Regions from separate parts of the Homo sapiens genome. Here region 2 is linked to region 1. The links are chromatin loops, found by intact Hi-C in ENCODE. Cell type or tissue: body of pancreas. All regions are shown on one strand. Each heading gives the region's core, and the rest is flanking DNA. Links, peaks and the distances in the headings are about the cores only. Region 1 holds the start of LOC107984238 (a long non-coding RNA gene). Region 2 overlaps LOC107984238 (a long non-coding RNA gene).

Region 1 (5,383 bases), core at 114-5,113:
TATTCATAAAGATGCAAATCTCTAAGACATTCAAGAGAAAAAATATATACCTGAATTTCTCTACCTTTCTGTAAGAGAATGTAAACCAAACATAAATATTCTTATGCTTATACTTATATAAATAGATATGTTTTATGTGATATGTCCATAAATATTACTGTGCTATAGCAGAGAAACAGTCATTGGGCTGGAAATTGAGACGCATCAGTTCTAGCTCACCCTTGGCTATGACCGGCAGTGACATTTTAAACTCTCTGGGCCTTTGTTTTCTCAACATAAAATAAGGGGTTAGATCAGAGATGACCTGGAAGAACACTTTCCACTTTCAAATTCTTCATAAGGGCCTTATAATGAGCAACATGTAAGAAGGACTTGGAAAAAGTGAGGTGGGCTCCAGCATAAAAATGAAAAACATTATATAAAAATTGCCGGCGAGGTGCGGTGGCTCATACCTGTAATCCCAGCACTTTGGGAGGCCAAGGCAGGTGGAACACTTGATGTCAGGAGTTCAAGACCAGCCTGGCCAACATGGGGAAACCTTGTCTCTACTAAAAATACAAAAATTAGCCAGGTGTGGTGGTGGGCACCTGTAATCTCAGCTACCTTGGGAGGCTGAGGCAGGAGAATTGCTTGAACCCAGGAGGCAGAGGTTGCATTGAGCCAAGATTGTGCCACTGCACTCCAGCCTGGGTGACAGTGCGAGACTCCATCTCAAAAAAAAAAAAATGCCAATTATTGAAGCCAAGGAAATATATACTGGTACAGGAGAAAAAAGATATCTATATCTATATCTATATCTATATCTATATCTATATTTATATATACAAACACATAATCATATACATATATAAATTGCTACTCTCTTAATAAAAAAATTATGAACCAATAATTGTACACATAAGCAAAGGAGTTCTGTATTTGCATAGTATCATGAAAGTTACACAGGGAATAATTATTCAATCATTTGCACTGAAAATCTGAGAAACAGTAATACTTGAAATATTGAGCAATCATAGACTTGTAATTTCCTGAATATGCAATTCTAATAAACAAAGGGGAAGGCAGCATTCACTACATGCTTTAGAAGAGCCTAAAATTAATTACTTGGTTACTGTTTGCCAAAAGCCCACAACAGGAAAACATAATATTCTTTATAATACAAAGTAGGCTGTGATGAGGCTACTTATAGGGAGGTATTCATAAGCTCAAGAGAACACAGAGGAGGGGTGACGGGAACCATGAGAAGAGAAATCACTCTAATTGTTTAGGATTCATTTTGAAAAATAAGGAGAAGCCTCTGAATGACCTCTGTGGCACAGGAAACAGTTTGTGCTTTTGGAAGAAATCCAGTAGATGTCAGAGCTTAAAGAAGTTTGGAGATCATCTAGTCTTATCTTTCCATCTTAGAGATAAAGAAATGAAGGCCAGAAAGGGTATCTAGTTTGCCCTGTGCTAAGTATTTGGCAGAGTTAAACTAGAAATAGTCTTCTAACTCCCAATCCAGCTTGCTTTTCCTTACTGCCTCCCTTTTCTCTGTGTAGGTCCAAAACAAATCCTTTCCTCACGGATTTATGGCAATGGTCCTCCTGGGATGAATAGAATATACTGTTACTTCTCCCTCCCTGAGAAGTTCTTCCCAACCCATAAAGTTTTTCCCAAGCTGACTAATGCTTTGCTTGGTCAGAATTGTTTTTGAGCCATCGTTCTAAATATCATCTCCCAGCTGAGTGATCTGAGACTCAAACTATTCATACCCACTGACATTACTGTGTTACTCCCGGGACTGCAAGAGCCAGCCTGGCCTGTGTGATGGAGGTTAGTGACTCACTGACCAAGTATCGTACAAGGGAATATGATCTCTCAGAAGGGCTCTAGGTTTTGATGTTAGGTGGCATATAAATCTCTCTGTATCTCAGTTTTCTTGTCTGTTACCTAGGGACAAATATTTATTTAAATTTTCTAAGACTGCAGACATAAAAAATAATTGTTAATGGTTTTAATCTGATTTCATAGACACAACTTTGATTCTTCAAGCAGGAAGCAGATCTTAAAAATTATCTAGTTTATTTCCTCTTTTCACCAGAGAGGGGAAAAAAAGATAAGAAAGATTTTGATTTGTTCAACATTACCCAGCTGGATGGTTTTAGAGTTGGAAAAACTGAGCCTTTTGACAAGCAGTTCACTGCTTTTGGCTCTATGCCCTGCCCCATTGCTCACCCTATTCAGAGTTCTTTATAAATGGGACTATCTAGAATTTGTAAAATAATATACTCATATCGAGTCTTGGTGAGATCCAAGATAGTGGTCTCCTATGCTATCAAAACAGTTATCCATCTCCCCCCAAATTAATGTTGTTTTTTGTAAATTATGTGGTAAGCCATACCATATAATTTCAGATATAGAAACATATTGGGGGTCATCTCCTACAACCTAACAATTCTGAGATGGTCAAGCTGGGTCATGATGAACAAGGAAGTGAGGAAGAGGAGGAGCTCACTGTACTAAAATTGTGCTTTATAAAGCTGGAGCTTCACCAACACATAGAGGCAGTGCTAACTCCTCCTCTCCAAGTTCTCCTTCTACAAGGGAAGTTAGTAGACCCTCTCCTCTCCACTTCCACACGTAGCACTCAAACTTCAGGTTACTTTTTGGTGATTTGCTTCAGGCTCCTAATCACCTGACAATACCTGGATGAAAGTGACAGGTGTGGAGAAATAGACCCAAGGCCTCAAGGGTCTAACTCGCCACTGGCACTGGTCATTCGTTGGTACTTGCCTGAGGGCTGTTCCCCTCAAAATCACTCAGCTCTGATATTCTCTTGAAGTATAACTTCTACTTTACCAGCCTCTGCTGTGCTGTGCAGGAAAACAGCTTAAAATAACACAACTGGAAATGGATTCTGAAGGACCCAGAGGTTTGCAACTGGGGTGAGGGGAAGAAGGAAGCCAGGAAGAGAGCAGGACAGTTGCTAGCTGTCCATGGAGACTTTGGGAAGAGCAGGGTAGTATAGAGTGGAAGCGCCTTGGAGGAGACAGGAGGAATTACACTATTTCCCCATTGCTACATTGGGCTCAGAGACCAGCACTGCTTCTTAAACCACTCTCTGGACAAAACGATAACAACATTTCAAAATAAGAAAAGAAGGATTCTTCTCCAAGACAGGAGTCATTTCACAGGCCTGAAGCCAGACCACACTGAAGCTCCATCTGCAAAACTAATGGTTTTCCCTGACATTTTAAACAGCACAATTTAATGGCTCAGTGTTTCATTTGACATTTAAGAAGTTATCCATCTCCAAGAAGTTTATTGGCAAATCTTCTCCATTTCAGGAATTAGCAATATGATGTGCATATGAACACATCTACAAGAGGGGTCCAAAAAGCATCTTTGCAAAGGAAGCCCAGGACACGGTGAATGAATTGTTACTCATGCAGAGCAAGATCAGCCCCTTACCTCAGGCCCTGCCAGTGCACCTTCGTAAAGCACTTCCCCTTTCTGTTAACCAGCCTCCTCACAAGAAGAAAAATCATAGTCCCTGCTTTAGTAAACTGTTGTAGTTAAGAAGATGGAAAGAGAGAGGATTAAATGACTTGGTTCAGGCAGTGAAGAAGCAGGTATTCAGGAGCAAGACTGGCTGTGTTAGAATTGTGGCTACTCTGCTGCTTACAAGCTGTGTGACCTTGGGCACATTGCATAACCTCTCTTTGGCTTGGTTTTCTCGTTTCCAAAATGGGGATAACAATAGTACCTATCTCAATGAGTTGTTAAGATGATTAAATGAGTTAATATTTATAAAGTTCTTAGAACAAGCTGACAGAATAAGTGCTGTAAAAGTATTTGTTAGCAAATCATAAATAACATATGTGTATTAACTTTTTTCAGATCATTTGTGTACTCATTCTCACTATATGTGACTCAGGCTGAAGTCAATCAATGTATCGCATTTCTCCTGGCCCCGGTGATTGCTTTGTGGATGGCACCACGGTCTCAATCAGAGCCAACAGGATGATGTGAGTCTACTTCTGGGATTTCTGGGAAGGAGATATTGGTTCTTTTTTACTGGACTTAAATCTTAGAGGATACAGAGCCTAGAGCAGCTTGCAACCATCTTTTAACTATGAGGGAAGAACCTATCCGAGAATAGGAGAGTGGAACAGATCCATGACAGAGAAATCATGCTCTGTTGATGTTATTTGGGCTGTTGGACCGTGGGATGCCTGAAACCAAACCTTCTAGATTTCTCAATTACATAATTACTCCATTTACATTTTTCCTTTTCCTTAAATGAATGTCTGCTGGGCTTTTCTTGAGGTTGTTGTTTGTTTGTCTGTCTTTTAATCACTTGCAACTGAGAGACAACAAACTGGTGCAATTTACAACATGTCTCCAAGCCCGCAGTAAGTATTGTGGCCAAGGCAGAGGTATTGTTGCTGAGGCAGAGGCGATAAGATGGTCTCCGCACTCAGGGAGCATGGACCTTCCATCTTAGAAATACAAAAAAATTGTACCCTCATCAGCACTGAAAATATCAAGTTCTGGCTTTGTGATTTTTTTAAATCAGGTCAATTCACTTTTCCCAGTCTCAGTTTCCTCACCTGAAAACATGGAGACCGGACTAAGTAATCCTTATGAACTCTTTCAGCTTAAAATTTTATAACTGTGACTTAAATTAAGTTCTCCTTGGCTACCTTCAAGATTTCTCTGAAGCTCAGTTTTTCCATTAGCTACAAGGCCAAGGAGAATAATTTCAAAAGAACGATTTGTTTGTTTTCTGGTTATTGGACATTTTTAAGGGGAAAAGTGGAAAGGAGTGGAGTGGAGTCAACCTGGTGATGATTTCTATGAGTTTTTGTTTGTTTGTTTTGAGACGGAGTCTTGCTCTGTCACCCAGGCTGGGGTGCTGGGGTGCAATCTCAGCTCACTGCAACCTCTGCCTCCTGGGTTCAAGCGAGTCTCCTGTCTCAGCCTCCCGAGGAACTGGGAGTACAGACGCACTCGACCACATCAGGCTAATTTTTGTATTTTTAGCAGAGACAGGGTTTCACCATGTTGGCCAGGCTGGTGTCGAACTCCTGACCTCAGGTGATCTTCCCGTCTCGGCCTCCCAGAGTGCTACGATTATAGGCGTGAGCCACTGCGCCCGGCCAATTTCTATGAGTTTTTAACAGCTTGTCTTGTTTCACACATCACAATTGGAGTCCAGCACCTCCTTTCATGTAGAAAAGATGCAGATTAGGTTAAAAAATACTTAGGAAGCATTGCCAGTTCAGAAGTGAGCAGAACTTTATGGCAGTTCTCTGCAGTCAGCACAGAGAGCCGAATACAGAGAGGATCATCTAGCCATTATCCACTATGATAGCTGTTTCTCTTCCTCTTAGCCCAA
Region 2 (5,383 bases), core at 149-5,148, 55 kb after region 1:
CAGGAATGGAAAACCAAACATCGTATGTTCTCACTCATAGGAGGGAGCTAAGCCATGAAGATGCAAAGGCATAAGAATAACACAACAGACTTTGGGGACTCAGGGGGAAAGGGTGAGAAGGGAGTGAGGGATAAAAGACTACAAATCGGGTTCAGCGTATACTGCTCAGGTGATGGGTGCACCAAAATCTTGCAAATCACCACTAAATAACTTACTAATGGAACCAATTACCACCTGTTCCCCAAAAACCTATGGAAAAAAAAATTTTTTTTTAATGAACTACCCTTGGAGTTCTCTTCATTCAATTTTCCATTCAACAGGCAGTTCAGTATCCCAGGAAGCCAGCAGACAGTACCATGTCACTGAACACCTGAGGTGTGGGTATTGGAGAGAATTCACCTCCTTCCCAGTTTGAACCAAAGAACCCTAAGCAGAATGCCACCAACGTCTACATCATCTTTTTACTTGTACTGTCATGTGGACTTGTAAATGGGCATCTAGATATATTGTGTTTAGTTGTGATCACTTGTAATGCAAATCTGTGATCTTGAAAAATTGAAGTATATTTAATTATAGTTTACATATTACATATTCATAATAATTTTTATTGCCCTACAGTTAGCAGTGTATATAGTGAGAAGACATATGTGGATACATTTTGCAGGGCATCAACCTTTTAAAGAAGTCAAACCTCAATTCCCTAGGTGATAGAAACCATTGGTGGGGTGAGGGCTAAGGGTGGAATCAATCCGTAGTATGCATGACAAATAAAGAAGCCACATAAAAATAATAATAAATGTACATCTTTAGTCAAACATAAATGGTGTATTCTTTTTTTAAAAGACTAAGGGTCTTATCAGTTTATGCTTATTACTTTGAGAGGTGTAGGACCAGGTCATCTTGACCATGAAGAAAGTTGTATGAGTCATGAAAAGTTCACCAAGTATGTCCATGTTACAGAGGAAATGACATGTATAGTAAGTGAGAGAGGAACCTAAATGTTTCTGGCAAAATATAATTTTCTCAGGCCTTTCTTATTTCGATCTTTATTGGGCATTCCAAAAAAGTTACTGATGGTTGAATCTGGAAAGATTATGCATACAATTTGAGATTACATTTTTCTTACAAATAGGAATATGAGGAATATTCTTTATAAACAGAAAAGATCTGAAGCTAGGACATACTCTTTTGACTATATTAATAATGAAACTTCTCTGACGTTGAATAAATTTAAACCAAATTCACACTAAATGATTTATAGGATTGCTTTTACATTTTTCCCTCTGAATTTTGTATTTCCCACCTTGAGTGTCAAGAAAGGTCATTACAGTTGTTACTAAAGATGATCCAAATCAGAGAATGCTTCAGAGTTGCTGAATATGCTTTCCCCCTGCCCTCCCCACCCGCCGTTTGTAGGCTTCTATATTTATCCACTGACCTGGATAAAAAAATTTTACTGTAGTTTTTAAATAGTCCTTTAGGGCCAGACGTGGTATCTGATGTCTGTAATCCCAGCACTTTGGGAGGCTGAGGTGGGAGGATCGCTTGAGCCCAGGAGTTTGACATCAGCCTGGGCAACAAAGCGAGACCCTGTCTCTACAAAAAATAAAAAAAAAAATTAGCCAGGCTAAGTGACATGCATCTGTATTCCCAGCTACTCAGGAGGCTGAGGTGTGAGGATTACTTGAGCCCAGGAGTTCGAGGCTGCAGTGAGCTATGATTGCACCATTGCACTCTGGCCCAGGTGACAGAGTGAGACTTTGTCTAAGAAACCAAAAAAGATACACTCATAGCATGATGACTCTGGCAGAGTTGAGATATGAAGTAAGAGGGAAGAGTTTCTCCCACGAGTGCATGGGACATGGTATTTCCTATTTCTGGCTGCGCCTACTTGCCTTTAAATCACAGAACCATTTGGGAACATGGCTCAGGATTCCGAGAGTTGATCTGCCTGGTTTCAGAGGATGAAGAGGCACCCAGATGGACCATTCAGCCCTCTGCATGCTATGTAAATGTCCTCGGAGGGTTTGGATTTTCCATGTTGAGTCTCTCTTAGCTTCATGACATTTCTCCTCCTTCGGGGGAAGGCAGGGAGTGCTGTCAGATCTCTCTCACTGTACATACTTGATTCATGAACACTGAAATGAGTAAAATTCACACATCAGCCTACTCCTCCTCCTTCAAGTTAGTCCCTAATGATCCTCATCTCCTTGTATTTATCTCTTTGTGTAGTCTCCTCCTTCAATGAATCAGGGCTGAGAGCTGCTCTGAACTACCAATAGAGTTACCAATGGGTAGCTTCTAAGGCTAGCCCATAAGGGCATTGCAGCTTCCATCTTGTCTTGGATTGCTCACCCTGGGTGAAGCCAGTTGCGGTACTCTGGGGACACTCAAGCAGCCCTGGAGAATTCATGTGGAAAGGAACAGAGATCTTCCACCAACAGCCAGCACCATCCTAACAGCCAAGTGAGTGAGCCCCCTTGACCGTGGTTCCTCCAGCCTCAGTCAAGCATTCAAAAGGCTTCAGCTGACATCTGACTACAACCTCGCAAGAGACCCCCAACCACAACACCCATCCAAACTGCTCCATACTCCTGACCCAGAGAAACTGTGAAAGAGAATTATTATTGTTTTAAGTTTGGGGTGATTTGTCATGCAACAAAGATGACTAATTCATCCTTTGAAAAGATAGTGGCAGTGGTGGTGGTGTTATGAACAACAAATTGACTAGAGCTTTCTATTTTGTGATGTTAAAAGCATGGAATATAAATTTACTCATGAGTTTTCCATAAGAGAAACATCCAAACAACTAATCTGTAGATTCTCTTAAAACCCAAACTCTGTGCTAAGGACTCAATACAGCAGAAGTTGTGATGTTGGTAGAAAAAGAAAGCAAATACTTTAACTTTGTTAAATTATGATGTTTTAGGAACTCAGCCTGCATGACAAAGGAAAGGACAAAAGTATTTTGGACCTTTTGTTTTTATGTCACAAACAGTTCCAAAGTTCAGAGGAAGGAACTTCGGTGTTTCCTTTACACCAAAGCAGACTGAGCTGTGTTATTTTATTTATCTGAGAATAGGAAGTTACGTGATTATGAATTCTGAGTATCAGTCAGAATTATTCACAGCAAAAGCCTCTTAGGCTCTAACTGCTAATCCAAACTTTTCAGAAAGCAAGTTTTGTGTTCCCCACAAATCCCATGGAAACTTGTTCACCTTTCATAGGAAATTGAATTTAATAAAATCATTTATTAAGTCAAAAACATTTTCTGTGCAAGCACCCCCAAAACTTAAAATGTGACACTGTAGTGTACAAGCCTGACACTGCTGTTGTTAACAGTTGGAAGTCCTTCTTACTCCGTATCTAAATGGCAAAATACTGACCATCCTGTACCATTTTAATAAGTTTCAAGTTTATGTTGCATCTATTATCTCATTTGAGTCTTTTTTTTTTTTTTTTTGCGACAGAGTCTTGCTCTGTCACCCAGGCTGGAGTGCAGTGCTACAATCTCTGTCCCTCCAGGTTCAAGCAATTCTCTGCCTCAGCCTCAGGAGCAGCTGGGATTACAGGCGCCCGCCACCACGCCTGGCTAATTTTTTGTATTTTTAGTAGAGGCGGGGTTTCACCATCTTCGCCAGGCTGGTCTTGAACTCCTGACGTCGTGATTCCACCCGACTTGGCCTCCCAAAGTGCTGGGATTACAGGCGTGAGCCACCGCACCCGGCCATCTCATTTGAGTCTTAAAATCCCTCTGTAGGTGGGTGGCTCATCCCATTTTAACTGATAAGAAAACTGAGGCACAGAGGTTATTAGCAGCCTCATTTCCTTGAACAATTTACCAAGTTACTTTATTTCTTTGAATAGTAAGTGGGTTGCACTGTTTTCTGAGGTCTCTTCCAGTCCTAAAATTTATTTAATCCAAGCGATTTAGGCAACATCAACTCAGTGTGTGAGATACAAAAAGCACAGACGTGCAATTGGCAGATATGGATCTTACCTCCACCACTGGCTGGCCTTGAAGACCTGCAGAAATCATTTAAGCTTTTTGAATCTCAGTAGCCTTGTCTTTAAAAGAAAGTTATTAAGCTACACCTGATCAAATTATTTGGAAGGCCAAATGACATAAAATACATACATCAGGTATTTGATCTGGAACCTTGATCTAATTAGTTAATCTCCCTGAGCCCCGGGTCCCCGTGCATAAAATGCAATGACAGGCAGGAAGTTAACTTCACTTTTGGTAATGTACAGTGGATTCTGTGTTGTGTCCCCTAGGTCCCCCTTCAGGACTGCGACACTCATTCTCCAGCTACCTGGGGTTTTCAGCTAAGGGTTCTCAGCTTAATCCTCCTAGAGAATTACTTGCAGCTGAAGGCCAATGTCACAGGCCCTTCCCAGTAAGAGGCCCATATCCAGTGCAGGGCTATGAAGGGCAGGCCCTCTTGCCTCAATCTGGGGAAAATATGAAAACGATCTCAGTCCAGAGCTCCTTCTGAGATGGGCTATCTCAGTCCAGAGCTCCTTCTGAGCCCTTTGACATAACAGTCCTACCACTCCCTCTGCCCAGTCTTGTTTCTTTCCCTCCCTCATAGACACTGTTCCTGAGAACGCTCGCTCCCAGGAACTTCTAGTGTGCAAATTTCCATCATCTCAGCGTCTGTTTTCTGGAAACTCAACCATCATGTTGTAACACGATGATAGGGAGGTAACAGACAAGGAAGTGCTGTAATGTTATCAGCAACATTAGATACTGTTTATCATAGCATAATGAAAACTATCTAAAAAATCCAGAATGATGTGTTTTTTATTCCTCCCATAAATTGTGCTTCTCTGCCACCATTCTACCATTATGGCCCCAGGGAAGAGAAAGGGCAAATGCCACCTTGCACAGAAGTAGGAGACAATGTAGGAACAGCCTTCTAGTTAAAAAAGGAAAGTGTAGGGAAATTTTCAGTTTAGGGAGAGAATAGGAGAGATAAGACGATAGATTAGAGAAAGGAGTTCAGATGCTGGTGTCTACACCTTACCCCTGTTGGTGGTAGAAATCCATGTGGGGAAATGATAGAAATCCAGATAGGCTGGGCATGGTGGCTCACGCCTGTAATCCCAGCACCTTGGGAGGCCGAGGCGGGCAGATCACCTGAGGTCGGGAGTTCGAGACCAGCCTGACCAACACCGAGAAACCCTGTCTCTACTAAAAATAAAAAAAAAAATTAGCTGGGCGTGGTGGCACATGCCTGTAATCCCAGCTACTGAGGAGGCTGAGGCAGGAGAATGCTTGAACCCGGGAGGCGGAGGTTGCAGTGAGCCAAGATTGCCCCATTGCACTCCAGCCTGGGCAACAAGAGTGAAACTCTGACAAAAAAAAAAAAGGAAGGAA

What was found. Hi-C counts contacts between places; a loop is a spot of excess contacts. Peaks named below come from ENCODE experiments on the same cell type or tissue, not always from the same donor. Only the 100,000 strongest peaks of a DNase experiment are listed, where the experiment ranks them.
Region 2: it touches region 1 in a loop (2.5-fold over the local background); 17 of 110 quality-filtered maps call a loop at or near these places.

Annotation. Positions count from the first base shown.
Region 1 is chr10:63,696,715-63,702,097 of GRCh38, reverse strand. It overlaps LOC107984238 (a long non-coding RNA gene), which reads left to right and starts at 1,739. Exons shown (of 3, transcript XR_001747468.2): 1 at 1,739-1,815; 2 at 3,883-4,010. In body of pancreas, for the core only: no CTCF peak of the experiment used is centred there; a DNase peak (open chromatin) is centred at 2,197; H3K27ac peaks cover 3,415 bases.
Region 2 is chr10:63,642,240-63,647,622 of GRCh38, reverse strand. It overlaps LOC107984238 (a long non-coding RNA gene), which reads left to right. Exons shown (of 3, transcript XR_001747468.2): 3 at 2,233-2,298. Among named protein-coding and RNA genes, the nearest start is that of REEP3, 120 kb to the right of the region's middle. In body of pancreas, for the core only: no CTCF peak of the experiment used is centred there; no DNase peak of the experiment used is centred there; H3K27ac peaks cover 364 bases.